Regions from separate parts of the Homo sapiens genome. Here regions 1, 2 and 4 are each linked to region 3. Evidence: chromatin contacts called from ENCODE Hi-C or POLR2A ChIA-PET data. All regions are on one chromosome and are shown on one strand. Each heading gives the region's core, a stretch centred on a gene start or an enhancer-like site at or near the end of the contact. The rest is flanking DNA. Distances are from core to core; before and after follow the strand shown.

Region 1 (7,405 bases), core at 2,339-4,838, 610 kb before region 3:
GCATGGACTGGGCCTTATCACAAGACAAGTGGTCAAGGGAAAATGGTGAGAGAAGAAAAAGAAGGTATTGAGGCTGGTAGAATCCCTACCCAAAGTCTAAAGTCAGTTCTGGTGCTAATGCTAGTGATCAAAAAAAAAAAAAAAAAGTATATTTCCATTTTGCAAGGCTTTTTTTTTTTTTTTTTTTGAGACTGAGTCTCGCCCTGTTGTCCAGGCTGGAGTGCAATGGCGTGATGTCGGCTCACTGCAACCTCTGCCTCCTGCATTCAAATGATTCTCCTGCCTCAGCCTCCCGAGTAGCTGGGATTACAAGCGCTTGCCAACATGCCCAGCTAATTTTTTTATTTTTAGTATAGACGGAGTTTCACCACGTGGGCCAGGCTGGTCTCAAACTCCCGACCTCGTGATCTGCCCACCTCAGCCTCCCAAAGTGCTGGGATTACAGGCATGAGCCACCGTGCCCGGCCCCATTTTGCAAGGCTTTTAAAAAAATATTGTGCGCTCAGATGGCACCTTTAATCACGAAGAACTTCTGGCTGAGTTCCAGACTGATTCTGCTGGCACAGAGAGCTCTGAGATCATACCCTATATTCAGAGCACAGAAGAAATATTTCATCCATCTCTGAAATAAAGAGGAAGAAATGAAGCATATTTGAACAGTTGCAGAAAAAAACCATACCAGGGTGAAAAGTGAAGGGCATCCTAGCCATTTGGAGTTACAGAAAAGTACTATTAATCCTAAATACTTAAGTGGCATATTTTTTCATTCTAAGTGTTTCACTATAAACTAAGCAGCTTGCATAAATCTATTTCATAGATATATAAATGAAAGCAGATTTCATGATTTACCTAAGACTACTTTAAATTAAAAAAAGAAAGGGAGAGGGCAAAGGAAAACAAGCAGCTCCCAAAGTAGCAGGTTGTGACCCAGGAGCTTGAGTGCTTAGAGCTGAATTTAATCCACACCCAGGTCAAATATAATTCTCCAACTTGGAAGTGGTCCAGGACACCCGAGCTAACATTTTTTACCTTTGCCAAAGAGCCTGGGGCAGTTTGGTGACAAGCAATCACAACCTCACTTCTATTTCTCAACTGAAAGAAAGACCAGAATCATCTCACAGGTGCTTTCCCCCATGGCAGGGCACTGGTTTAAGCTCAAGGACTAAGAAAGTTTGCTTCCCCTTGATTCATCATTGCCTCTTGCATCACTTATTCTCTGGAGATATATTCAAAGGTCTATTTAAGTTGGAGAGTTGGGTCATACAATTTTAGGTGGAAAGACTGAATCACAGCTTTACTCCATGTGTCAGCCTTGACCACTTGATTATATACTGTGCTTGGACGTCACTTCATCTCTCAAAGCCTTAGCTGTGGGAAAAGCCTGGGTGATTGCTCTGTGTATTAGAAACTGAAACCCCACCACTAAATGCTGAAAAGTGGTCCAGGCAAAAGGTGCTGTGGAAATCTGAAAGCCATTATCTTTTCCACACTTCCTCTCTCTTCACCCTCATTTTGTTTGGGAATGCACATGAACACCCGTGAACAAAAATAAACCAACCCACCCTTGACTGATTGTTCTGTCTTTTGAGTTATCAAACTTGAGTGCTTCTGGCTCCCAGATATGCTGAAGTAGAGACTGCTGGGAAGGCAGCCACAAATTAGAGTTGATCTTCCAGTATCTTCTACCTGTAAGGAATGGTTCAGGAAATTATAATTAATGAGTCCTGCCCCAAAGTTGAAATCATATTTGGATTTCAGAAATAATAAGAAAGCATATAAGAATCCTGGTGTCTTTTCTTAGCTCAACCATGTCCATCCATACTTTCTGGCCCTTTTAAACCAGTTACTCTATACCCAGTCCATATACATTTTGACTGTCTGCCCTCAGGAACTGTCTCAACTCAGGGCATCTTTAAGGAAGGCAGAACCACCTTAGGAGGTAGAGGGTGAAACGTGGCAACTCTTCCATAGGCGAATCAATATAGCAGACATGCTCAAGGTAGGAGGTTTTGCTAGGGCTTAAATCAGGCTGTCAACTCAAACACAATGGGCTTTGTTACTCCTGTGTAAAGAGGAAATGGAGCAGTTTTTGGCCTCCTCAGACTGTATTGTAGGGTATACAGGATGGCAATTCCAGGCACAATCTTCAGGAGACACAAATCTGCTTTTAGCTATTCAGTGTTCCCCAGCAAGTTAATTAGCTGTTTCTGAAATGCATGGAAATATTCAGCATTTTCATAGTGAAGCCAATCTCCCAGATTTAAGCTTTGGGGGTGGGAATGAGTATGTGAGGAAGAGGGTCTGTCAGGGAAACAGAATAGAGCCCTTTTGGTGAGAGATTCCAACACCTGTGACTTATCTTAGAAATTACACATGCACTGTAATTCCAAGACTTTTTTTTTTTTTAATTGGTTTGAGCACTCGAGCAGGAGGGCTTGCTGAGACCTCTCACTATTTTAGGCGTGGGGAGTTACCTCTGGGTTCAAAAGTCTTTGGGTGGGAAGCACAGAGGAACTGCGAAATGCCTCCCTCAGAAATGTCCAATTGCTCAAGGGGAGAAGCAGGGAGTGGGGTCAGGTAGCAGCCAGGAAGGTTGCAGGGGCCACGGGCACATCCTCTCCCTGAGTGGTAAGGTGGCAAGTGGGTTTGGGGACCATTGCTTTGACAACTTGTCAAGGGTGCGGAGAGGGCTGTCCCAGCAAGGTGAAGAGGTCTGTAGGAAAGGAGTCTCCCCAGAGACCTCCTAAGGACCAGAAGAGCGCGCACCCCGCCAAGTGACAGAACGTGCCCCCTCTGTGTCCGCTCCCTTCCCCCGCGGCCAATCACCGGGCAGAGGCGTCTCACGCCAGCAGGTCCTCCCTGGCTCCTCTCCTTACTCGTCCGGGCGGACCAAGCCTCAGCAGGAGCCCCGCCTGTCTCCAGGCAGTTTGAGCCCCCGAGCGCTCGCCCAGCCTGTCAGTAACCGCCGTTTGCGTTTTCTTCCTTTCTTTCTTTCTTTTTTTTCCTCCTCTTTTCTTTTCCCCTTCTGCCTTTGTCCCGCTTAGTAACTGGGCTCTGACCAATCGCCGCCTTACCGGCCGGCGCCGGCTGTCTCCTGATTGGCCCGCTTGGGGCGCGCAGCCGTCTCCCGCTCCTTCGCAGGAGCAAGGCAGACAAAAGACGCAGGCTCCAGGCTCCGGCAACCGGCCTCAGCCAATCACCACCCACCTTGCCTCTCTTCCCTCGCCCCACTCCCTCCTCGCCTGGCTCGCGTGCTCCCGGCACTGACTCCTGGAGTGCGGCCAGCGCCCGGATCGTACCATTCTGATTGAGGCTGGGGGAGAGCGCGGATGGCTGATTGGGGAGCCGAAGCCTAGAGAGCGGTGGGGAGACGTGAAAGTCGAGATGGAGAGCAGCTTTTTGAACATGTTCTCAGGCACTTGACAGAATCCCGGTACATCGAGGCGGGACGGCGTGGAAGGGGCGGTGGTGATGCCTGCTGTCCCCCCTCCCGGCGCGGTTGGGTGGCGCCTCAGCGGGTGGGCAGCATGGGGCGGGGAGGGTGTCCCCTCCGCGCCGTTAAAATGAAACTCTAGTGGCTGGAGTCCGGGCAGAGCTTGAGGGCAGTTGGTGCGGTCGGGTTGGTTCTTACACCCCGGCGGGAGCGCCCAGACAAGCCGAGCTGACTGGACTTCTCCGGCCGGCCCCATTCCCGAGGCTGCGGCAGCTTCGGTTCCGAGACCGACCGGAGAGGAGCCCGAGTCCCGGCCTCTGGGGGATTCGCTCTCTGCAGACCAGTGGGACCCCGAAACTTGAACGCAATCTCCAGCCCCCTTTTTTGCCTTCCTTTGTCACTTGCCCGGGTTTCTCCCAACGTGTTCTTTTTTTTCCTCTTCATTCTCCCTCCTTCGAAGGACACAAAAGTGGCTTCCGCGGAAAGATTTGGAGGCGGTGGGAGCTTTTCTCCCCGGAGAGCGACTGTGTAGAAAGGATTTTTGGGAAGCCGCTTTTTAACACCTCTGCTCTCCGTCCCCCAAGCCTCTGTGTAATCCTCTGAGGAGAAAAGCCCATAGCTTGAAAGTTCGGGGGCATTTTGTTGTGTTCTGTAGGAGAGAGGGGGAGGACCCTGTTCGGGTAGTTTGGCCGGACTGGTACTGGCCGTTGGAAAACCCGAAGTACATTTCCGTGTGGAACTTTTGCAGATATATATTTTTAGATTTTTAAATACCAGATAAAAAATATATGCCTTCTATATATCTCCTGGCGACCTGCCCCTGACAGCGCGATGTACAATACGGTGTGGAGTATGGACCGCGATGACGCAGACTGGAGGGAGGTGATGATGCCCTATTCGACAGAACTGATATTTTATATTGAAATGGATCCTCCAGGTACTTGGGAGAAAAAAAAAAAGAATCTCGTGATGGGTCTGATTTGTATTTACCAAGAGCTTGCTGATGTTTTCAGGGCAGAAGTATTCCTGGGTGCGCTAGGTTCGGGATGAGGAGATTTGCAGTTACAGCTGCGGTAAAACTGCTTCTGGTTTACACGTTTAAAGTTTGCAGTTAGGACCCTGATCCTATTGTCCTGCGAAGGTGGGGGTGGGGGCTGGAAGTGGGGGTGGGAGGAGAGACCCCTTTTTAAAATTATCATTATTTTTTACTTTGCCTTTGCGTGTCGTTCAGGTTTTTCTTGTGCCCGCCACTTTATTTTATTTTTTTCTTTTTCAATTAAAGACTCTTCTACCTGCAAAGGATGTTTTATATCCCGGGGTTAAAACCAGTCTTTCACTTTGGGCGAATTCTTGAAAGCTTGTCCTTTCATACATTTGTCTAATTTGGTTCGTTGTGTTTTACCCCGGTTAACTTCTGAAACTGAGTTATGTGATTATTCATTGTAAGACTCCCTTTTTCTCTTGCAGAAACAAATGCCGGTTAGTGATTTTTTTTAGGGATTGGGCGTTCGTATTCAGCCATGGTCTTAGTCTGAGGTTTTCCTTCTCAGAAGATAGTCGCTCAGAGAAATCTACGTGCAATATTTTATTACTCTTTAATTTAATGATGATTTAACTTAATTTATGGGATAGGGTTTAATGTAACTTCAATTCCTAGAATAAAGAAAAAGCAAAAACAAAAACGAGGGAACCTTTCTGTTTCCTGTGAACGTGTGATATATACATATGTGTTCCTATACACGTAATGTAAAGTATACATATATAGCACTATATTTTTATTTTAAAGCTCTGTCTGACGCTATTACAGACATTTTGTGTATCTGGTAGGAAAGGAAAAGGAAAGCAAAATGGAAAAGTTGGCTTTTTTTTCCTTTAAAGTCTACCCCATTTTATGATTATTAGCTGTCAGATTTTCTCAAACCCTGTTTGCAGTTACAGATGGTGTTTTATGTAATGATTCTGAATAAGTAGAGAGCCTTTGTGACTCCTTGTTTCTGTCGAGGATGAATTCTTTATGTATTTTAAAACGTGTTATGGCTAAGTCTACAGAATAAAATGTGTGTCATTGGGGAACCTCGTTTATTATAAGACTGTATTTTTGGAAACGTTTGAAAGGATTTGAGCCATGCAAGTGTGAAGAAGTGTAACTGTCTTATAGAAGGTATGTAGAAATTGTTTCCTGTGTCCTTGCAAACGGTGAATTATCCTGTTTTTTTTTTCAATTAGTCAGTGTTAAATGGTGCTGTACTAAAAACTAGTATTGAATAAACCTTTTTCACTCTTGATGATCACTTAGAATTTTTTTCTTTTCCTTTATTTCAGAGCTTTATTTGCTTTTATAATTGTGACTGCAATCCAGATGCAGCTTTTCAGTGTTTTGTAAAGTTTGTAAGATTTGCCACCCATCTATTGTGTCTTTCCCCCTTTGTTTCCCCCTAACGGTAAAGCATGTTAGATACATTTGTCATACATATGAATAGAAATTTAGTACATCACTGGTACTTTTATTGTAAAAAGTAAGGTTAATAATTCTAGATTCCTGTTATAAGAATTATATATTCAAACTGCCTTAGAATTATACTGCATTATATAGTACCTTGCCTTGCAGACATACAAAGGGAATTTGTTGGGTGGGAGGTGAGTAGGGAGGAGGGGAGAAAATGAAGAATGCACTTATGGTTGAAATATATTAGCCTAGTAGAAAAATACTGGTCAAGTTGAGTTGAGTTGTCCAAAAATAATTTTAAGAAAAGTTGACTGTTATAACTATATGGAGACGTGGGTCTTATAAGGTTGTATAGAAAATTCTGATCCAAACTTTATTTTCCATGGAAATAAACATTTGAGTTTAAAATGTTCATCCTTGAATGAAATTGTGCATACTGAGATTCTATTGAGAATACTGAAAAATACATATGCTGTTCTTTATTACCCCTTTTGTAGCTTTAATGTAGAATATGGTTAGTTATTCCTAACAGCTTTTTGAAAACGAAGCACACTTGAGTATGCTGAAACATTGCCTATGAAGTGAATGGTTTTTCATGGAAATAGTGTGAATGTCAACCTTGTTTTATGTGATAAATTAAGTTTTCAAAACATTTAAAACTGTATCATTAGTGAAGTGGTTGCAGCATGTTTTGTAGGTTTTTCCTAGCTCCCACCCCACATCAAGCTCTTATTATTTCCTTCCTGGACTGCTGTGATAGCGTACTAACTGCTCTCCCATTTCTATCCTGTTCAAGCCACGGTAATGTTAAGAGTATCATCTGATGATTTATCTTACAATGATAAATCTTCCAATGGGTTTAAAAACCTCTGAATGGCTTCCCTTTGCCTACAAAATAAATAAATAAATAAATAAATAAATAAATAAATAAATAAAATCCCCCAATTGCTTACCCTCTCATATAAGTCCCTCTAATTTTTGCTTCCAACTTAATTTTCTAGTTAATTCTCCTCCTGGAGTGCATCATAAATTCTATAGAAGCAATTTTGTATTTGCTGTTACTTGAATGTATGCTTTTTTTCCTCTTCCTGGGATGCCTTTCACTCACAATAGTTACATGTTGAAATCTTATATGTATGTGTTTTTAGGACCCAGGTCAGATACCTTTGGTGTCAGAATATGTTCTCTAAACCCTTCTGTTAAAAGTCATCCCTCCTTCCTCTTGCCTCCCTCTTCTAGCACTTCTTCTTCTTTTTTTTTTTTTCCTGAGGCAGAGTCTCACTCTGTTGCCCAGGCTGGAGTGCAGTGGCGCCATCTTGGCTCACTGCAATCTCCGCCTCCTGAGTTCAAGTGATTCTCCTGCCTCAGCCTCCCAAGTAGCTGGGATTATAGGCATGTACCACCACACCAGCTAATTTTTGTATTGTTAGTAGAGACAGGGTTTCACCAGGCTGATATCGAACTCCTGACCTCAGGTGATCTGCCTGCCTCGGCCTCCCAAAGTGCTGGGATTACAGGCGTGAGAC
Region 2 (7,610 bases), core at 388-2,887, 780 kb before region 3:
GATCACGGCTCACTGCAGCCTGGACTTCCTGGGCTCAAACTCCCGAGCAGTTGAGACCACAGGCGTTCACCACCATGCCCGGCTAATTTTTATATTTTTTGTAGAGACGGGGTTTCGCCACGTTGCCCAGGCTGGTCCAACTCCTGGACTCATGCTACCTGTCTGCCTCGGCCGTCCTCCTAAAGTGTTGGGATTACAGGCGTGAGCCACTGCGCCCGGCCTCAGGTTCTATTTCTTTTTAGAAATAATAAGACTAGAAAAATTAAGGGATAAATAAGTCTCCAATTATTCTGAACCCACAGCCCAGAATGGCTGCCCCCAAGTGACCAGAGAACAGACGGACAGGAAATGAGATTAGAAACAACTAGTAGCTGTGTCGCAAAATTGATAAGAGTCCTGGTTCTAGAACCGCGCTGCTTGGCCGCAATTCCTGGCTGCACCAATTTGGTAGCTGCATGACCTTAGAAAAGATATTTAACCTCTATGCTTGTTTCCTCATCTGTAAAAATGGCACTAATAGTACCCAACACTTACTTCATAGGAATAGTGTGTAGATGAAATGAATTAGGGCCGGGCGCGGTGGCTCACGCCTGTAATCCCAGGACTTTGGGAGGCCGGGGTGGGCGGATCACTAGGTCAGGAGTTCGAGATCAGCCTGGCCAACAGAGTGAAACCCCCGTCGCTACTAAAAACACAAAAATTAGCCAGGCGTGGTGGCGGACACCTGTAGTCCCAGCTACCTGGGAGGCTGAGGCAGGAGAATCGCTTGAACCCAGGAGGCGGAGGTTGCAGCGAGCCGAGACCACGCCACTGCACTCCAGCCTGGGCGACAGAGCGAGATTCCATCTCAAAAAAAAAAAAAAAATTAATTAGTGCATATAAAGCACTTGGAATAGCAAGCAGTCAATAATTATAGCAGCACTCTTTCTCTGGGAAAGAGCTCCCTCTTCCATCACAGAATCACATCGTACATTCTTTCATTGTCCCCAAAGACACACACCTTCCTCAAAGAAAAGGAACACAAGGCCAGGTCTTCCGAACCTCCATAGAAGATGTGGTAGGGATTCCTAACCTGAGCTGGGGCAAGGCGGTCTGTTTGCTCCCCAAATCTGTGAAACGCGGGCTTCAGAACATCTGACTGACTGCAAACATAGGTCATATTTTTACAAGACTTTAGTCCACAAAACATTTTCGCTCTCAAACCTTCACTACATTCACAGAATGCAGAAGCCGAGGCCCAGAGAAAAACTAGTCATCTATCTGTCCAAAGTCACCGGACGAATTCTGGGGAAAGGTCGAGGGAACTAGAGCTCCCGACTATGCAAACCCTAGAGGGTAAACTGGGGGCTAAGAGGGCCCCGTGCGTGTTTTGGCGGGCTAGGTCCTGGGCTTCAGGGCAGAGAAGAGGGCCGAGTGGATCGCCTTGCCTTACCTCCTCAGGATCTCCGGATTCGGTAAGCATCTTTTGCTCGTCCTCCAGTCCCATGTCTGGCTACGGTTCTAGATTCAACACGAGCAGCAACAGCGGCACCTAACCCAGTTCAGGATCAAGAAGGACTTGTAAGGGTCACTCAGCGGAAATCCGGCGATCTGGCCGGAAGTGCGGCACACTCATCGTGGTCGCGAACACATGCTCAGATTGGCATGTACTACCAGCCGCAGGCAGAGGTTAGGGGTAGCTGATGTTTGCACCCGAGGAGGCTTTGCTAAGAAACATCCCCTTAGTCATACCACACCCAAGTATAATTGATCTAGGAGTTTATCTAAAATAGTAGCTCCTAAGAGACTTGGAAAGTGTGCTAATTTCTTCGAAATTTCTTTAGAATAATTCACATTCTTCCCCATATCGCTTATGGAGCCGTCCTAACTGCTGACCTTTTCAAGATGGCGGTCCGCGGGCGACACTCTCGGGCTCGCGCACCTCCCCAAGATGGCGGCGCCCGAGGCCTGGCGCGCCCGGAGTTGCTGGTTCTGTGAGGTAGCGGCGGCAACGACCATGGAGGCCACGTCCCGGGAGGCGGCGCCAGCGAAGAGCTCGGCCTCGGGCCCCAACGCTCCCCCCGCCCTGTTCGAGCTGTGCGGGCGGGCGGTGAGCGCCCATATGGGGGTTCTGGAGAGCGGGGTGTGGGGTAAGTCGCGGGGTGAGGGGCTACCTCTGGCTAAGAGCAAGGGGCGGCCCAGCGGCCGGGGGGCGCGGGGGGCGAGGCCGGGAGGCCCGGGGCAAGGCCCAGCCTGGGGCGCTGAAAGCCAGCTCGTAGGATCGGAGAATGAATTTTGTGACTGACAGGGCTGGACAGAGTAAAGACGGAGACCTAAATGGGCAGGCTGACCCGCACCGCGGCCTGGCTCGGGGGCGCGGGGGGCGAGGCCAGGAGGCCCGGTCTGGAGCGAAGCAGGCTGGGCCCGGGCGACTGAGGCTGGATTGCGGCTGTGGGCCGCGCGAACTGACACTCGGCTGGGCCGGGCAGGAGAGTCTCGGATGTCGAACCGGTGGGCAGCGATGGCCCGGCTGCCCTAGGGCAGGGGCCGAGGTTAGGAGGCCCGGCCTAAGGCAAGGCCAGGCCAGGCCCGGGGCCACCGAACCTGACTGATGGCCCCGGGGCTCCAGCATCTGCCTGACACGCCACGGGGGTCGAGATTCCGGAGGCCAAGCCGATGGGCGGAGGGGAGGACAGCAGATTGGAGAGCGAGGGAATGGGGCAGGGGGAGAGGCCGAACGAAAGGGTCGGGGCGCCGCGGCCTGTCTGACGGCCCAGGGCTGACGGGAGCGAACCGACAACCGGGGTCTCGGGTGCCAAACTGACTAAGCGACCGAGCGACCGTGCGACCCGCAGGACAGGGAGCGCCGGAGGCCACTCGGATCGGCTCGAGCGGCGAGGAGGGACCGGAGAGCGAGTGGAGGGGGGCCCGGAGCGGCTTAAACAAGCGAGGGAGGCTCGAATGACGGACAGGCGGGAAGGGCCAAGGAGGCCCCAAGCGGGGCGACGGCCCGGGGATCCCGGACTGCCGGGCTGCCGTGGCAGGGGGCGCGGCGCCGCCAAGAGGCCTTGGGCTGAATGGGAGTGAACGGGGGCCCCAGGCCTGAAGGCGGCCGGGACCAAAGGGCCGGGCCTGGATGGAGGGCGGCCTGGGGCGCCGGGATGAACGGCCGGGGAGGGCGAACCGGCCAGTTGGGCTGGGAGGCGGGGCTGTGGGTTGGGGACCGCTGGCCGCGGCCTGGCCGCTGACGAGGGAAACTTGGGTCCGACGTGGGGCAAGTGAAAGAGGGGAAAGTGAGGCTCTGCCAAGCAGGCCTAGCCGCGCTGGGGACAGGGGAGGCCTCGGGCCTGAGAGGCTGCTGGCTCTGTGAGGGTGGGGTCGGGAGGCCGGGGTTGGAGTTGGGCGAAGAGGTGGCAGGCCCGGCCGAGGCCTGCTGGGGAGGGGGGCAGGAGAGCAGGCCCCGGGCCTGGAAGCGGCGCGGGGGAGGTTCCACCAGGAGGCCTTGCGGGTGGCCGTGGCGTCTTTGCAGGAGGAAGGCCCTGGTCAGGACAGGAGTGAGGACTTTGAGGACTCGAGGTTGCAGGGCGCGGAGTTTGAGTTATGCCATGAGGAGGGGGTGTGGGGAAAAGGCCCTGGAGTTTGGGGGGACTGAAGCTCCGGGATAAGCTGGAGGGTGGTCGGGGAGGCCCTTGGCTGTGGGAGTGGAGCCCAGTACCATGAGGCCTGAGTGTCCTGCATAGTGGTGGTGGAAGAGGCTTTTAGAAGTCGGCCGGTGTGCGGAGGGGACAGTGGAGGCCCCAGGCCAGCCAGCGGCTGAGAAGACAAGGGGCAGGCCGACCCATGGGGAACAGGAGGAAAGGCTCCGTAGAGCTGAGCAGGGAGCTCAGAAAAGTCCTAGGGCATGGGGAAGAAGGCAGAGAGGGTCTGGCTTTTCCGCCTGGAGCTTCTGGGATGCTAAGACTGGCTAAAAAGGAAGATGACTGGGTGCGGAGGCCCAGGTTGGGAAGCAGCAGCATTAAAGGTGCAGGCTAGAAAGAAGCAAGGAAAATCCCGGCTTAAGAAGAATGGAGAAAGGAAGAGAGGAGTTTGTGGGTAACTGGGGATGAGAATTCCTGTGGCTGCAAGAAGAGATGGCTAACTAGAGGGGAGCAGGTTGGAGGGAAAAGGGGTAAGGCTCTGGAGGAACTTCTTCCCGTGTGGCCTCTTCCCCCTAAAACAATTGACAGTTTACTGAATCTCCCTTTCCCCTTCTCCCTCCCCTACCACTGCTGTACATACCACCATCCCATTACTGGCTGAGCCCCCAGCCAAGTTGAGAGGAGACAGGGGAGGAAGAGCTCCTGTGGGCCTAGACCAGAAAAAGCTGAATCAAGTGAGGCCTTTTAGGAGAATAGCCAAGGAAGAGGCCTGCTAAGCATTGCTATTTTAGAGGAAGGTCTGTGTGGGCTAACAGCCAGGAAAGGCTTCCTGGAGGTAGTGGACTAGCATCGCTTTGTGTAAGGAGTTGGGGCAGCGGGTGTATAGAGGCAGCAGGAAAGGGTACAATGAGGAAACTTTAAAATAAGGTATATTATACCTTGAATACCAGGATATGGAGTTTGGACTTTATCATGAATGCAGCAGAGAGACCTCCAAGGGTTTTGAAGAGGGTAGTGTCATCACCAAGAGCAGGATGAAGAGGGACTGGATGGAGACTGAAGTGAAGGAGAGCAGTTAGGCTGTTGTAATAGACCAGATGAAAGGTGATGTGGACTACATTCGTGTAAAAGCATAGGGAATTAACACTTTCATTCAGCCCGTACATCGAGGACCTACTATGTACAAATAATTATACTAGATTCTTGGATGTCAAGATTCAGTTATTCTGTAAGTAAAGATAAAAAGAGACCCTGGAGCGGAAGTTTTGGTATACTCCAAGATCTTAGACTTGTTCTTTTTCTTTGAGATGGGGTCTCACTCTGTCACCCAGGCTGCAGTGCAGTGGCATGATATCAGCTCACTGCCACCTCTGTCTTCTGGGCTCAAGCAATTCTCCCATCTCAGCCTCTCGAGTAGCTGGGACCACAGGCGTGCCCCACAACACCCAGCTAATTTTTTTTTGTATTTTTGGTAGAGATGGGGTTTTGCCATGTTGCCCAGGCTAGTCTCAAACTCCTGGACTTAAGCAATGCCCCCTACCTCTGACCTCCAAAGATTACAGGAATTACAGGTGTGAGTTTGACTTGTTCTTGATTGGACAGAGATGCCATTGACAGGATAAAAATAACCACCAACATTTAGCGAGCTTATTATGGCTGGGCATTGTTTTAAACAGATTATAAGCATGATCTTCACAACAATGTCATGAGTTAATTACTGTTATCTCCATTTTATTTTATTTTATTTTATTTTATTTGTGAGACAGAGTCTTGCTCTGTCGCCCAGGCTGAAGTGCAGTGGCGCCATCTCGGCTCACTGCAGTCTCTACCTCCTGAGTTCAAGTGATTCTTGTGCCTCAGCCTCCCAAGTAGCTGGGATTACAGGCGTGCATCATTACACCTGGCTAATTTTTGTATTTTTAGTAGAGATGGGGTTTCACCATGTTGGTCAGGCTGGTCTCAAACTCCTGACCTCAAGTGATCTGCCCGCCTTGGCCTCCCAAAGTGCTGGTATTACAGGTGTGAACCATTGCATCCCACCTATTTTTTATTTTTTGAGGCAGGGTCTTGCTCTGTCATCCAGGCTGGAGTGCAGTGGTCTAAGCACAGCTCACTTCAGCCTCAACCTCCTGGGCTCCAGCCATCCTCCCACCTTAGCCTCCCAAGTAGCTGTGACCACAGGTGCACACCATCACACTCTGCTAATTTTTGTTTTGTTTTGAGATAGGGTTCTCACTGTGTCACCTGGGCTCAAGTACAGTGGTGTGATCATAGCTCACTGTAGCCTCGAACTCCTGGGCTTAAGCGATCCTCTTAGCCTCCCAAAGTGCTGGGATTACAGGTGTGAACCACTGTGCCCAGCCTCCATTTTTTTCCAGTTGAAGAAACTAAGGCTTAAAGAGGCTTAAATAATTTGTCCAAGGATTCACATTTAACTAAGTAGTTAGGATTGCACTCAGATTTGTCCTACTCTAGAGGCCAAACCCTTTAGACACTATACTATAACAGCTCTTAGAACTAGAGAAGTTGGCAAGAGCAGGTTTTGTTTTTAAGATATATTGACTTTAGAGACACGAATTGTTTCTATTCTTCATAGGAAAGTACTAGTTCAGAATATAGCAGTAGCCCAAAGGATGGTAGTGGTTAATCTGGAAAAATGGAAAAGGAATTCAGGAAAGACTTAATAAAGGGCATGTGATACTTGAAAGATGAGTAGTTGATATACTGAAAGTGGCAACGACATTCCTATTAGAACAGCATGACAAAGGACATTCCTATTGGAAAGAACAGCATGACAAAGGTACAGGGGCAGAAAGCGGCATAATATGTTAGGTAAATGAAAAAGTAGTTAAGTGTGGCTGAAATGTAGGAGGCAAAGCAGGGAGCTGATACTAGCAGGGCAGATTATGAAAGACCTTTTATCACACATATTCAGTAGGTCCTTTTCAATGCCAAATGGTTCATTTTGCTTGGGCAGAAGTGAACTGACCAGCTCCTAAATAAGCATGTCAAGCTCATTTAGCATGTCAGCTTGTTTTGTGGGATGATCTCACCCTTGCCCCTGAAATTCCAGCTTCCAACTGAGTGGCTGAAGATAAGTGGACTAGAGTTTGGAACAGATCTAGATTAGCTTCTAGAGGTTCCATTTGTCAAATGAGAAGTCTACCCTTCCATTTTCCTTTCCAGTAGAATAAATAATGCTTGGAAACCTCTTGGGTGGGAGGGGGAGGGGAGGAAAAGTAAACTTTTGTTTTGATTTTTGTAGCCCTCCCAGGCCCAATACTTCAAAGCATCCTACCTCTGCTCAATATATATTACTTGGAGAGGATTGAGGAAACTGCCCTCAAGAAAGGTGAGTATCTTTCTGTCTCTTTCTCAGTCAATGATTATGAGCAAGGCACCATAATGTTCTTCCGGTAAATATTACCCCTGATACCTGCTAGAACTTCGTGCTTTTCAAAAAGTACCTTCACACCTATTTTTCTTCCTCATTCCTCAGTGTCCTATGAAACACAAAGCCAAGTATATGATCTTTATTATACTGATAAAAGTGAGACACAGGCACACCACAATTAATAGCAAAGCCAGAACAACAACCCATATCTTGTGAATCTTAGTTTCTCTATTTTACCAAGCTTCCTCCCCTCATTAGACACATCTGTTAACAGGTAACATTTAACCCTAATGTGTCAAGCATTGTCCTAGGCACTTTACCCACAGAAACTCATTTACCCTAATCCTTTCAACAACCCTATGAAATAGCTGTTATTAACATTTTACAGATGAGGAGACTGAACCACAGAGAAATTAAGTAACTTGCGCAAAGTCACATAGCTGGAGTGTAGTTTGCTGATATTCACACCCAGGCAATCTGTCTTTAGAGCCAGTGCCCTTAATCACTCTGCCATATTGCTCCTGTGAACCCAGAAGACAACATGAAAGGTTGATGTACTTTACTCATGGTGGCCAGTAAGCAGCCAAGTGTGATATTTC
Region 3 (6,920 bases), core at 3,024-5,523:
TGGCGGGATCTCAGCTCACTAAAACCTCTGCCTCCCGGGTTCAAGTGATTCTCCTGCTGCAGCCTCCTGAGTAGCTGGGATTGCAAGTGCCTGCCACCACGCCCAGCTAATTTTTGTATTTTTAGTAGAAACAGGTTTTCACCATGTTGGTCAGGCTGGTCTGGAACTACTGACCTCATGATCTGCCCACCTTGGCCTCCCAAAGTGCTGGGATTACAGGCTTGAGCCACCATGCCCGGCTTTTGTTCTTTTTTTTTAGACGGAGTCTCACTCTGTCACTCAGGCTGGAGTGCAGTGGCGCGATCTCGGCTCACTGCAACCTCCGCCTCCTGGGTTCAAGAGATTCTCCTGCCTCAGCCCCCTGAGTAGCTGGGACTACAGGTGCACACCACGAAACCCAGCTAATTTTTGTATTTTTAGTAGAGATGGGATTTCTCCATGTTGGCCAGGCTGGTCTCAAACTCCTGACCTTGTGATCTGCCCGCCTTAGCCTCCCAAAGTGCTGGGATTACAGGCATGAGCCACCGTGCCTGGCCTTGTTCTTGAATTAGAAAAATAAACTCAAGTGCCCAGCCCAATGCCTGGCATATGGTGAATACAATAGGTGGCAATTTTCTTTGGGCTGAAGTATGACTGTATGTACTGTGTATTGGTTTAGCCTGCCCATAGCCAATAACCATCCATTATTAAGCTCTGAACTTTCATGCTGCCCTTGCTCCTGCAAGAAAGAAAGGGGAGTCTCTCTGAGCCTACGCTGGCTGCTGGCTCGGGTGGCTGCCTGATAAAAAAGAATAAAAGTTACATAAAAATTAAAAAAAGGAATAATGCCAACTAACTATTCAGCCTCAGGCAAAGAAGGAAAAAGCAAATAAATCACGTCTATGCAAAGTAGTATGATAAATAACAAAAATTGAGATGCTCAATGAGCATGAGACAGCACTTCCTCATTCATTATCCCACTATAAGGGCCAAGGGAGTTAGTGAGGGAGCTGGGGACAGAGACAGAAACATGATACTATTGATTGAATGCTCACTGACTGAGCTCCTATTTTATATCAGATGCTTTGTTGTGACTTTGGGGACACAGAGACAGATGTCACCCACATCCTACTCTCCAGAAAGTCACTCTAGCAGGCAGAGGAAGAAATGTAAAACTAAAATTGCTTAAAAGATTTTTTTGGCTATACAAGCTATTGTTTGGACACAAAGGAGGGGAATTGTAAATCCTGGGAATGAGTAAAGGTAAGAAACAGCCGGAGAGAAAGTAATGCTGAAAGACATGTTTTCTCCAGGGAAAGAGTTTTCCAGGTTCAAACAAAAGTCTGAAGGCGGCCGGGCTCAGTGGCTCACTCCTGTAATCCCAGCACTTTGGGAGGCTGAGGCAGGTAGATCAACTGAGGTCAGGAGTTTGAGACCAGCCTGGCTGACATACTGAAACCCCGTCTCTACTAAAAATACAAAAAATTAGCCGGGCGTGGTGGTGGGCGCCTGTAATCCCAGCTACTTGGGAGGCTGAGGCAGGAGAATTGCTTGAACGCTGGAGGTGGAGGGTGCAGTGAGCAGAAGTCGTGCCATTGCACTCCTGCCTGGGCAAGAAAAGCGAAATTCCATCTTAAAAAAAAAAGTCTGAAGGCTTGAAACAACTACACTGTGTTCTGGGTGTTATAAGTGTGAAGGATGGAAGAGTTATACTAATAGCAGCTAACATTTCTAATTTATAATAAGAACTAAGTACTGTACTGAACTACATAGATAATCACAATAAAGTATTAATATTATTCCCATTTTACAGTTGAGAAAAGTAAGGTTTAATGAGTTTAAGACTTGCCCAAGTTCACACCTAAAATTACAGTGAGGAGTTTTTGTGTTTGTGTGTGTGTGTTTTTTTTTGAGACAGAGTTTCGCTCTTGTTGCCCAGGCTGGAGTGCAATGGCGCTATCTCAGCTCACTGCAACCTCTGCCTCCCTGATTCAAGCGATTCACCTGCCTCAGCCTCCAGAGTAGCTGGGATTACAGACATGCGCCACCACACGTGGCTAATTTTGTATTTTTAGTAGAGATGGGGTTTCTCCACGTTAGGCTGGTCTCGAACTCCTGACCTCAGGTGATCTGCCCTCCTCAGCCTCCCAAAGTGCTGGGATTACAGACATGAACCACCGCGCCCGGCCCTGACAGTGAGGAGTTTTAACTCAGTAAATTGACTACAGAGCCTCAGCTTTTATTTTATTTTTTATTTTTCTTTTCTTTTTAAATTTTACTTTCTTTCTTTCTTTAGCCCCAGCTTTTAAACCACGAATAACAGTGACATGATCAGACTTCAGAAAGATTTCCTTCAGCTGCAGTGGAAGGGATGGATAAGAGATAGTGTTAATTGAAATGAGTGACTAAACTGACTAAACCATGTCACAGACACTTTTGTGGCTGTTTCTTCCCCAGCTTTTAAACCACGAATAACAGTGACATGATCAGACTTCAGAAAGATTTCCTTCAGCTGCAGTGGAAGGGATGGATAAGAGATAGTGTTAATTGAAATGAGTGACTAAACTGACTAAACCATGTCACAGACACTTTTGTGGCTGTTTCTTCCCAAGAGGTTCTCAGGAGGTTTTTAGTATTTATACATTTTCCTTGAAAAGTGGGGGTGGGAAAGATTGAGGCAAAGACTTTAGCTAATGCTCAGGAAATCTACGTTTTGTTTTTTGAGACGGAGTCTTGCTCTGTTGCCAGGCTGGAGTGCAGTGGTGCTCTCGGCTCACTGCAACCTCTGCCTCCGGGTTCAAGCGATTCCCCTGCCTCAGCCTCCCAAGTAGCTAGGACTACAGGCGCGCCACCACACTCGGCTAAGTTTTTGTATTTTAGCAGAGACAGGGTTTCACCATGTTGGCCAGGATGGTCTCGATCTCCTGACCTTATGATCCGCCCTCCTAGGTGGCCTAAATCTACATTTTTACATAAGATAAGGTGAATGTTTGAAGAAAAAGGGAATGGAGGAAGAAAACAATTATGTGGTGGACTCAGGGTAATCTAGTAGTAAGGTACTACTAGAAAGGTAGAAAGTAGTCTAGTAGAAAGGTAATCTAGTAGTGAACATTTATGGAATTTGTGGAATAGAGGCCAGGTGCGGTGGCTCGCGCTTACATTCCTAGCACTTTGGGAGGCCAAGGCGGGCGGATCACCTGAGGTCAGGCGTTGGAGACCAGCCTAGCCAACATGATGAAACCTCGTCTCTACTAAAAATACAAAAAATTAGCTGGGCGTGGTGGTGCGTGCTTGTAGTCCCAGACACTCCGGAGGTGAGGCGGGAGAATCGCTTGAGCCCGGGAGGTGGAGGTTGCAGTAAGCCAACACCGTGCCACTGCACTACAGCCTGGGCGACAGGGTGAGTGAGACTCCGTCTCAAAAAAATGTGGAATAGAACAAACTTTAGTTTTAGGAACTAGACTTTATATTGTAGATCTAGTTGCAATTGACACGTCCTTGTTTTATGGGAGGCTACATACTTTAAAGGTTTCCAGGGGAGCAAATAATTAATTATGATTTTGTGTATGTGTGTTTGTGGGGGGTAGTCATCAGGAAATGTCTGAGGCCTTTTGCCTTACCGTGTGGGTCTGGCTAATGTGTAATGTTTTGACTCAAGATTGTAAAGTCAAATTATTCATCCGGGGAGAGGATGGTCGTGTAACTGAATCAGCCTCCCAAGATGAACTTTCCCTCTGGCGTAAGTTTAGGAGTCCTGATATTTTATTTTCCTTTACAACAGAAAGCAGCAACCCTGTAATTAAAGAGAACAATGAAGGAAGCTATCTAAGCCATGAGGGTTACTGAGGATCTGCGCTGGGGTTAAGGCTGCGAACTTAAGAAATATTTGGATAGACAGTTCTCATGGCTTGGTGTGGTTAGACGTGGTCCTCCGTGGGCAGCAGCTAAGACGCTTACTCCAGTTTGGGCATTGAGGGCACAGTGCGTAGTGGTCCTGGAAGTAAAGAGAATCCTGGTTTTCCGCAGAGATCTAGGATTAACCTAAGCGTTCGGGTTCGGGAGCGGCCACAAGGGCGCCTCACTCCAACCTCAGCCATCCGCAACAGGGTGGGGTATTAGTATTTTTCCGCACCCGCCCCAACGAGGGAAAGCGCCGAGTCATTCCGGCGGGGCGCGCCGGGCGGGGCTCGGGCCACATCCCCCTCCTCTCTCTCCTCCTCCGGCACCCCCGTCCGTTCCGACTCTCGCGAGATCCCTACTGGCTATAAAGGCAGCGCCCCGGAGAGCTCTTGCGCGTCTTGTTCTTGCCTGGTGTCGGTGGTTAGTTTCTGCGACTTGTGTTGGGACTGGTGAGTGTGGGCAGTGCGGCCCCTGCGGAGTGAGGCGCGGCGCGCCCTTCTTGCCTGTTGCCTCTTCCTCCTCCTGTCCGGGGCCCGCCCGCGCTCGGGTGGGGGTGCTGTGATGCGTGAGGCAGCCGGGGGAGGCCCGGAGTCCGAGACTGCTTGAGCGCTGCGCACACCCCTCTCGTGGGCCCCCCACGTAGGTGCGGGAACCTGGTTGAACCCCAAGGCAAGCGTGGACTCGAGTCGAGTCTTCCCCCGGCAACTCGAGCACGTGGCGCGGCGTCTGGGCGGGCTGGTGGTGGGGGTCTCCGAGACTAGCCTCCTGCCGGACGGGGTGGGTTCGGGAAGCTTCTGGAATGGACCTGTATCCAGACTCGTGGCTGTAGAAGACAGCCTCTATGTATTTGGCTGTTCCGGGTCCTGAGCCTTGACTAGCTGCGGAGCTTCGGGTACCCTTTCCCCGTCTTTATTTTCCTGTACGTGGAATGGAGTTAGCGATGAGCCCAAATGTCCCCGCTGAAGCACTCTCTCTGCTGGTGCTTTCTCCAGTGCTGGGGAGGGACAGGGGGCACCTGAAGTGGGGTTTAGGGATGTGGCCCTCTACGCTGGGCAGATCCCCTGAAGGGGCCCGGTGGCGGCCTGAATCCCAGCAGCCTTTACCCCGAATTGGTTGGGTTTTGTACTTGGGGGCCACTTGGGAAAGAAGGATTGGACGAGAAGGCCATTTGGGGGCACCAAGTTGCAGCATGCCTTAGTTTTTGGTTTTTGTTTTTTGTCGTTAAAGGTGTTAAGGACTTTTTAAAAAACAGTTAAAAGTTTGCTAAGATCCATGCTTACAAAATTTCTTTTGCTTGTGGTATTGTGAACTAAGAACTTTGGGACTTGGAAAAGCTTTCAGACCGCGGCTTAGTGGGTTAAATCTCTGTTTTTTGAGCTAGAGTCTCGCTCTGTCGGCCAGGCTGGAGTGCAGTGGCGCGGTCTCGGCTTACTGCAACCCCTGTCTCCCGAATTCAAGCAATTCTTCTGCCTCAGCCTTAGGAGTAGCTGGGATTACAGGCTTGTGCCACCAAGCCCCGGCTAATTTTTGTATTTTTTTTTTTTTTTTTTTTTTGAGACGGAGTCTCGCTCTGTCGCCCAGGCTGGAGTGCAGTGGCTGGATCTCGGCTCACTGCAGCCTCCGCCTCCCGGGTTCACGCCATTCTCCTGCCTCAGCCTCCCGAGTAGCTGGGACTGCAGGCGCGTGCCACCACCCCCGGCTAATTTTTTGTATTTTTGTTAGAGACGGGGTTTCACTATGATGGCCAGGCTGGTCTCGAACTTCTGACCTCAGGTGATCTGCCTGCCTCGGCCTCCCAAAGTGCTGGGATTACAGGCTTGAGCCACAGCGCTTGGCCAAGATCTCAATACTAATCTTGGTGTTGATCTGGGTGAATCCAGTGCAACCTTCCTTTTCAGCAGTAAATTGATTCTTATACTTGTTTTCGCCCTGGGATATTAGCCCCAAAGTCAGGAACCCACCTTCACAAATGGTGAAGGGAATTCTAGGGCTTACACAATACCTAAAGATTTGAAATTAAGCAGATGCCAATCAATATCTTGGTCTTGCCTCTTTTTTTTTTTTTTTTTTTTGGAGACAGAGTCTCACTCTGTTGCCCAGGCTGGAGTGCAGTGGCGCGATCTCAGCTTACTGCAACCTCTGCCTCCCGGGTTCAAGTGATTCTCCTGCTTCAGCCTCCTGAGTAGTTGCGATTACAGGCATGCACCACCACGCCCGACTAATTTTTGTGTTTCTAGTAGAGACGGGGTTTCACCATGTTGGCCAGACTGGTCTCGAACTCCTGACCCGGTGATCCGCCCGCCTGAGCCTCTCAAAGTGCTGGGATTACAGGTGTGAGACACTGCGCCCAGTGGTCTTGCCTCTTAAAAGTTGGACTGACTGGAAGGGCGCGGTGGCTCACGCCTGTAATCCCAGCATTTTGGGAGACTGAGTTGGGCAATCATCTGAGGTGAGGAGTTTGAGACTAGCCTGACCAACATGGAGAAATCCCGTCTCTAATAGAAGTACAAAAAAATTAGCCGGGTGTGGTGGCCTGCGCCTGTAATCCCAGCTACTATGGAGGCTGAGGCAGGAGAATCCCTTGAACCTGAGAGGTGGAGGTTGCAGTGAGCCGAGATAATGCCATTGCATTCCAGCCTGGGCCCCAAGAGCGAAACTCCGTCAAAAAAACAAAACAAAACAAAAACAAATAAAACAAGTTGAATTAGTTATAGGTTGTGTGCTGTCTTGGACAAAGCTACCTGGAGAAAAGTCAAATATGCTTCTGATGTTATGAAGGCAGGTGGAGGCACAGTGATGGGAAAGGTCAACGTGACTTTTGGGGAGCCAAACAAAAGTGTTTGTGGCATTGTGCATTTGGATTCTGGTTTGAGAGTCTTCATCTGCCTCTCTCTCTGCTTCTGTATAATGAATAAGATGCCACTGCACTAATTATGGTTCAGAAAGAATGAGAGGTTATCTCAGTATATAAAGAAATTGCCTTGCTGTTTTTAAATGAAAACAAAGGCTGAGATTCAGAGACTTGTTTCGTTCCAAAAGTT
Region 4 (7,303 bases), core at 4,073-6,572, 730 kb before region 3:
GTATTTTTTTTCCTTTTGAGACAGGGTCTCTGTCACCCAGGGTGGAGTGCACTGACAGTATCACGGGTCACTGCACCCTTGACCTCCTCAGCTCAAACGATCCTCCCACCTCAGCCTCCAGAGTAGCTGGGACTACAGTCACGTGCAACCACATCCAGCCAATTTATTTATTGTTTTTTAGAAATAGGGTCTCACTATGTTGTTCAAGTTGGTCTCAAACTCCTGGGCTCAAGTGATCCTCCTGCCTCAGCCTCCCAAAGTGCTGGGATTACAGGTGTGAGCCACCACACCTGGCCTGCAAGTACATTTTTAATGTTGTCTATCTTCTGTTCTATTCCTGTAACTTTGCTATTAAAAGAGAATAGCTCTTGTATAATACATTGAACTTCATGGGCCTCCTGATTACAGTGCCTGCCATCTCCCTCCCACCAAATGCCATTCTTCTTCTGTGTTCCCTATCTCAGCAAATGACACCACCATCCATCTACCTTGCCAAAGCCTAAAATCCCAACTTCATCCTCAATTTTCCCTCTCCCCACATGTAATCAATCCCAAGTTTTTCCACTTGTAATTTTTAAGTATCTCTCAAAATCCACCCACTTCTTCCCATTCCCCATTCCCCTAAAACCCATGTCCAGGCCATAATCCTCTCTTGCTTGGCCACCTGCAATAGCTTTCTCACTAGTTTCCCTACCTCCAGTCTCTCCCCATCCAACAAATATTCTATACTGCTGTTACCTCCTACCCCCACTTAAAACACTTCTAAAGCTCTTCAGTGACCTTAGTCCAGACTCTCCTAGCATGGCTTCTGAAAGGCCTTCCACTCTTAGCCACTGCACAGCTCTCCAACTCTCATCTCTCACCACCATCCCCCAACTCCCCACACTCTCTTTTCAGTACCTGCCTCTATTGCTGCCAGTCTTTCCAATAAGCTGTTCCTTCTATTAGAATGTTTTCCACTCCCTTCACCTGTCTAACCCCTCATATCTTTCAGGACTTAACAGCACATCTCTCAGAGGCAGGTCTTCCCCAATCTCCAGACCCATAGGTCTCCTGTTGTGCACTCCCACAACTGCACTTATGCCATGTAGTTACACAGGACAACTTTGAACAAATCCTGAATGAAACAGTCCCAGAGGATTACACACCATTTTAACACCATTTTCTTTCTTTTGAGACGGGGTCTCGCTCTGTCACCCAGGCTGGAGTGCAATGGTGCCAATCTCAGCTCACTGCAACCTCCACCTCCTAAGCTCAAGTGATCCTCCCATGTCAGCCTCCCAAGTAGCTGGGACAACAGGCACACGCCACCATGCCCAGCTAATTTTTTTTGTATTTTTGGTAGAGATGGGGTTTCACCATGTTGCCTGGGTTGGTCTCAAACTCCTGAGCTCAAGCTATCCGCCTACCTTGGCCTCCCAGAATGCTGGGATTACAGGCATGAACCAACATGCCCACCCAACACCATTTTTTAAAGTTCAAAGAACCAATTAAACAATGTATTAGTGATTTTTTTTTTGAGGTGGTCTCACTCTGTTGCCAAGGCTGTATTAGTGATTTTTATATGTATGCTAAAACTATCATAAAAGCAAAAGATGATGGATAAAATTCAAGATAGTGATTACCTCTGGGGATGGGAAAAGGGATTATGGGTTTGACAATGTTCTAGTCCTGGATGATGGGTTCACGGGTGTTTGTGTTTTATAACTTATGTAATATATCTATATTTATCAAGTATTACACAAAACTGTTGTTTTTTTGTTGTTGTTTTGGGGACGGATTTTCACTCTTGTCGCCCAGGCTGGAGTGCAATGGCATGATCTCGGCTCACTGCAACCGCTGCCTCCCGGGTTCAAGTGATTCTCCTGCCTCAGCCTCCCAAGTAGCTGGGATTACAGGCATGCACCACCATGCCTGGCTAATTTTCTCTGTATTTTTAATAGAGACGGGATTTCACCATGTTGGCCAGGCTGGTCTTGAACTCCTGACCTCAGGTGATCCATCCACCTCGGCCTCCCAAAGTGTTGGGATTACAGGCGTGAGCCACTGCGCCTGGCCCAAAACTGTTTTCATTTAGTTGTTTTGTTTTGTTTTTTGTTTTTTGTTTTTTTTTTTTGAGACCGAGTCTCACTCTTGCCCAGGCTGGAGTGCAGTGGCGTGATCTTGACTCACTGCAACCTCGGCCTCCCGGGTTCAAGTGATTCTCATGCCTCACTTGAGTAGCTGGGACTACAGGGGTATGACACCATGCCCAGTTAATTTTTGTATTTTTAGTAGAGACGGGGTTTCACCATGTTGGCCAGGCTGGTCTCAAACTCCTAACCTCAGTTGATCCACCCATCTCAGCCTTCCAAAGTGCTGTGATTACAGGCGTGAACCACCCGACCCGGCCACAAAACCGTTTTTAAATGTTTGCTGAATGCACAAATGACTAATCTCCATTATGTATTCCTACTTTTCCTTCAAAACATTCCTCATAAAGCTTAGTGGAAAAGCTTTGGAGATAGACAGATCTGCTCCACCCACTCTGAGCAAATTACTTAACCCTTCTGAGACTGTTTTCTCATCTTAAAACGTGAGAATTACATGAGGCAATGCACAGAACCTGCCATGGTGGTGATTAAGTTTGACTTTACTAGAGGAAATACATGACTCTGGTACACCTTAAAGTCATATACAGAGTCAGAGTCTGAGCTGACATGAGGATCCTAGTTCCTTTACCCTCCTTTCCTCAGGAATCTGAACCATCTGATATCTGGTGCCCATGTAGCTACTATAAACCAGGCACAAGTCAGGCACACCTCTCTAAGCAGGCCCCAGCAGCTGTGGGCAGGTCCAAAGCCCCTACAGATGTGTGTCTTCTGGCCACTCTAGAAAGCACTGAGGGAGTGTACAGGGACAGGAGTCTACCTAGGCTGAGTGACTGGGCACAGACATACACATGCAGGTTGCAGTTCTGGCTTACATGCTGACTGCTGTCCAGACAAGGTGGTTGATTGGTTAGCTGACTCAAAGGTTTCCGAAAAGGAGACAGGAAACACTCCTGGATCTGGGTCTCACTGCTGGATTTCCGTTTCCTAGGAGTCTAGGAGAGAGAATTGGGAAAGGTGAAGTCTAGAAGACCACAGAAATCACCATAATGGCAACTAACACTTGAAGTGCTTATTAAGTGCCAGGCACTGTGCTAAATTCTTCACACATGTCATAGTGTATCATCTTCATAGCAACTCTATTATGTAGAGTTATTATCCTTATTTAAGAGGTGAGAAAACTAGAGCTTAATGAGATTAAATAACCTGCCTAAACTGAGCGGGGCAATGGAAGAGGTAAATAAAATGGGCCTCTGAAGAGCAAGTCTACCAACAGCATGGAGTCCTGGTGGCCCAAAGCTTCACTCCAAAAGCTCCATGGAATGATGGAGCAACCAAACATTTCGCTGAGTTTCCAAGAGGCAAGAATACAGCTGCCTTCAACTCCCAGGCCACTGAGGCCACTCCCCACTCAGGCCACCCATGGCTGTGAGGACACTGGCACTAAAAGCATCTTCAGAAGCAACCAGCAACTGACAGCAGACCCAGATGCAGAGAATGCTGCCCCAAGTTCAAGTCTGAGACCCATGTACATGGCAAGGGTCAGCCAATGTGCCTCCTTCACAGGTAGAGAAGCCCCTTGCACACCACGGTACAACTATTGAGCAAGCCCCATCAAGCCATTAGGCAAGAACACACTTGTACCAGCTTGCCAGGATATTTGAAGCCTCAGTGATCCTGTAAGACACACCTGAAACAAACACCAGCACCCCTACCCCACACCTTATTCACACACTGCTCCTGCCAAAAAGTGCCTTCTAGTCCTTGCGTAGCTGATCCCTTCCTTCAAAGTTCCAGTGGCCAAGCCCCCACTTCTTGAACTGCTCTTATTCTCTGAAGTCCATGCTGCACTGTCCTATTTATTTTGGTTTACATAGGTCCTGCCCACAGCCAGCCCCAACAAGCCTCCAAAACAGGAAGCAGAGCCCAGGGCCCAACCTAAAGTAGAATATACTGTACTTGAGTATGAGCAAGGACTGGAAGGACACAACCTGTCAGATCTAGGCCCAAGTGAGCCCAGGACTCCAAGGTAGGCCCAGAACACTCTACTGTTCTGTGACACTGGGCAGGGGACAAAGAGCAAAAGAGCCAGCTGCTAATTGCTGTTGTGTAGCCCTTTTTTCCAAGCAGAGTCAAAAGGTCCAATCCAACTGGCTCTTTTGCTTATCTTTTCCCACCAGGAAAACTGAGGCTATATTAGCTTCTAGTGACTACCCTGAGGATAAAGATTTTACTAATCTTGTTCAATGCCTGGCACATAGTAAGTACTCACTAAAAGTTTATTGAACATACAAAAGAGGCATCTGGAATTGGCTATGTAACCCTAGAAACCAAATCCTGGCTTCTTTTCTGTCCAAACAGCTCTACCCACCTTCCCTGTCCCCTTGAGTGCTCACCACTAGGCCAGGTTGCCAGTCTTCATCATCACAGGACCTGCCTTCAGGTTTTCTCTTGGCCAGCTGGCTGGGAGCCAAGCTCCTCCTCTGTAAAGGGAGAACAGAAACAGTGCCTGCAAGGATCCTGCAGCCTAGGCCTACTAGACCCTGACCCAGGGCTATTCCCAGTCTCCCCTAGGCCCACACTTACCATCCTGGGCCTAGGAGTTTAAAACGTCAAGTACCCATGAGCCAAAGGTCAAAAGCAGGCAGCGGCTAAGAGTGTAGGACCAGGGTCTAATCTGTAGAGGGGGCTGCTACATTATTGAGAGGACCGGCTAATTAAAGAGGGGGCATGGATGGCGGGAATCCATCCAGGAACTGGTGTTTGGAACCAAACTGTGAGAGTGGCCGTCCCCAATAAGCCGAGACGAGAGATTAGGCCAAAGAGGAAGAGACCAAGCAGAGATTAGTGTGGGATTGGGGAGGAGGCAGGTGGAGTCCCAGACTGGGCGGAGTGGAGTGGGGATGATGGTCCCAGTCCGGGTGAAGGGAGGAGGTAGTTGCGCGGCGGGGCGGGGTGGGATTGGGGGTGGGTAATCACTGGCCAGGAGAGAGAAGCTGGGGTGAAAGTCCGAGGCCCGGGTGGGGAGGGCGAGTCTGGAGAAAGGAAATTTCCCAGGGCTGGAGGTGGAAACCAGGATCAGACTCAGGGAGGTCGAGCAGGAAGCCACGCGGGCGTGTAAAAAACCCAGGTTAGGAGGGGAATACCAGGAGGGGCTGAAAAGAGCGACAGAGATAGACGCAGACCCCAGCACCTCTCTCTCAACCTTCCTGTTCCCAAAGCGCGCGTTAACAGCCGCCAAGACTCACCGACCCGCCAAGACCGGGTCAATCGAACCTCCCGCCGCGCTGCCGTCGTATCACCCATTGGCTGCGTTCGATGAGTTCGGCGCTCGCGACCCAAGGAAGAGGCGGGAATAGTGCTGCGCCCAATGAGGAGTCTGGGCTCTGGAGCTGGAGAAGCTAAATTGACCTACTAGGAGGCGTGACTTAGATGGGAGGGCGGGGCCAACAGAGGTGGGCGGTTGGGCGAGAAGAGAGGGGCGGGGCGGGGGCGGGGGTGGCGGGGGAGGGGCGGGGCCAACAGCGAGGAGCAGTTGGGCGAGAAGAGCGGGGCGGGGCGAGAAGAGCTGGACGGGGCGGGGAGGGGCGGGGCCAACAGTGGGGAGCGGTTGGGCTAGAGGAGCGGGGCAGGGCTAGAAGAGCTGGACTGGACGCGACGGAGCGGGGAGGGGAGGGGCGGAATTACTACCTGCGAGCTGGAATTCGGCCCGTCTCGGGTGTTTGTCCCAGGTCGGTGAGCTGTGGTCCCGCAGCTATGGAAGGGAAGATTTACGCCACATTGAGCAGCAGGGGAGTTACCACCTGTAGTGGACAGCTGGGGATTATGAAAGGCGGCACATTTCTGGGAGTTTGGATTGAATCTACAGTGGTACCAGGTCTAGAGCGGAGGGCCGGGGTTGGAGTCAGGCCTCGCCCACCCAGAAAGTGGGGAGAGGCATTCGGCCCAGACTGCCACGTGGCGGGCTCGGGCAATGGGAGCCCCCGGATGACGCGACTTTCTCGCTCAGGGGTGTCTTGAAAGAAGCTGCCTTCCTCTCCAAGGCCAAACCGCGTTGGAGGAAGCGTTGTGTTTGGAGTCAGAGATTTAATCATCCAATCTCTCAAAACGTCAGTTTCTTCATATCTAAAGTGGCATTATAATAGTACCTCCCCCCCATGGCTATTCTGACAAGTAAATTAATGTGCGTAAAGCACCCAACAGTGGCATGCACAACCTAGGTACTCACTAATAATGATAAGGGTGTATTTATAGCATTTACCACCAGGCATTTCTGAGCTTCTAAGATATAACAGTTCATGTAATGCTCATGACTATGAGGTAGGTTTATTTTTGTCCCCATTTTGTAAGTGAGGAAACAGGCCTAGATAGGCTAGTAACTTGTACAAGGTCACACACCTGAGTATAGCTTAAGCCATCCTCACAGGGTTATCAAGAATTCTGAGGTCAGGCATGGTGGCTCACACCTGTAATTCCAGCACTTTGGGAGGCCGAGGCAGGAGGATTGCTTGAGCCCAGGACTTCCAGATCAGCCTGGGCAACACGGAGAAACCCCATATCTACAAAAAAATTAGCCAGGCATGGTGGTGCACAGCTGTAGTCCTAGCTATTGCAGACGCTGAGCTTGGAAGCATCGCTTGAGCCTGGAAGGTCAAGCTGCAGTGAGCCAAGATCGCGCCACTGCACTCCAACCTGGACGACAGAGCAAGACCCTATCTCAAAACAAAGAATTCTGGGCCGGGCGCGGTGGCTTACGCCTGTAATCCCAGCACTTTGGGAGGCCGAGACGGGCGGATCACAAGGTCAGGAGATCGAGACCATCCTGGCTAACACGTGAAACCCCGTCTCTACTAAAAATACAAAAAATTAGCCGGGAGCGTTGGCGGGCGCCTGTAGTCCCAGCTACTCGGGAGGCTGAGGCAGGAGAATGGCGTGAACCCGGGAGGCGGAGCTTGCAGTGAGCTAAGATCGTGCCACTGCACTCCAGCCTGGGCGATAGAGCGAGACTCCGTCCCAAAAAAAAAAAAAAAGAATTCTGGAGAGAAATATCGTTTTAATTAAGTATTAATCGGTTGGGAGGCTGTGGCCAGCGGATCACTTTAGGTCAGGAGTTCGAGAACAGCCTGGCCAACATGGTGAAACCCCGTCTCTACTAAAAGCACAAAAATTAGACGGGCGTGGTGGCAGGCGCCTGTAATCCCAGCTACTCATGA

The links. Hi-C counts contacts between places; a loop is a spot of excess contacts on that map. ChIA-PET counts read pairs that join two places held with the same protein, here RNA polymerase II (POLR2A). Pooled maps may share reads with other maps.
Region 1: a loop to region 3 is called in a pooled map, with 10 times the contacts of the local background. The contact joins the promoter of PIK3R3 here to the promoter of PRDX1 in region 3. A Hi-C loop is called at or near these places in 1 of 37 single-sample maps with no recorded cell type and 10 of 50 pooled maps. POLR2A ChIA-PET finds 5 or more read pairs at or near these places in 4 of 52 experiments (HEK293, HEK293T, WTC11 and 1 more).
Region 2: a pooled map shows a loop between it and region 3 (6-fold over the local background). The contact joins the promoter of LRRC41 here to the promoter of PRDX1 in region 3. A Hi-C loop is called at or near these places in 1 of 37 single-sample maps with no recorded cell type and 7 of 50 pooled maps. POLR2A ChIA-PET finds 5 or more read pairs at or near these places in 2 of 52 experiments (A673 and H1).
Region 4: a loop to region 3 is called in a pooled map, with 5 times the contacts of the local background. The contact joins the promoter of RAD54L here to the promoter of PRDX1 in region 3. A Hi-C loop is called at or near these places in 8 of 50 pooled maps. POLR2A ChIA-PET finds 5 or more read pairs at or near these places in 6 of 52 experiments (A673, AG04450, HCT116 and 3 more).

What each region holds. Positions count from the first base shown.
Region 1 is chr1:46,128,812-46,136,216 of GRCh38, reverse strand. It overlaps PIK3R3 (phosphoinositide-3-kinase regulatory subunit 3), which reads left to right and starts at 3,588. Exons shown (of 10, transcript NM_003629.4): 1 at 3,588-4,370. The coding sequence starts at 4,265. The region is part of intron 1 of P3R3URF-PIK3R3 (P3R3URF-PIK3R3 readthrough); the gene reads left to right. LOC101929626 (a long non-coding RNA gene) reads right to left here and starts at 2,846. Exons shown (of 3, transcript NR_125987.1): 1 at 2,827-2,846; 2 at 1,563-1,686. RefSeq lists enhancers at 2,806-3,035, 4,276-4,325.
Region 2 is chr1:46,297,643-46,305,252 of GRCh38, reverse strand. It overlaps LRRC41 (leucine rich repeat containing 41), which reads left to right and starts at 1,637. Exons shown (of 10, transcript NM_006369.5): 1 at 1,637-2,129; 2 at 6,883-6,969. The coding sequence starts at 1,931. UQCRH (ubiquinol-cytochrome c reductase hinge protein) reads right to left here and starts at 1,555. Exons shown (of 4, transcript NM_006004.4): 1 at 1,433-1,555. The coding sequence starts at 1,486. RefSeq lists enhancers at 801-1,382, 1,383-1,966, 1,702-2,101, 3,522-3,641, 3,132-3,714 and 2 more and silencers at 2,092-2,151, 2,202-2,251, 2,282-2,431, 2,782-2,851, 2,882-3,431.
Region 3 is chr1:45,519,237-45,526,156 of GRCh38, reverse strand. PRDX1 (peroxiredoxin 1) reads left to right here and starts at 4,273. Exons shown (of 6, transcript NM_181697.3): 1 at 4,273-4,328. RefSeq lists an enhancer at 3,795-3,874 and a silencer at 4,917-5,079.
Region 4 is chr1:46,245,782-46,253,084 of GRCh38, reverse strand. It overlaps RAD54L (RAD54 like), which reads right to left and starts at 5,322. Exons shown (of 18, transcript NM_003579.4): 1 at 4,677-5,322; 2 at 4,487-4,573; 3 at 2,966-3,085. The coding sequence starts at 4,679. RefSeq lists a silencer at 5,502-5,761.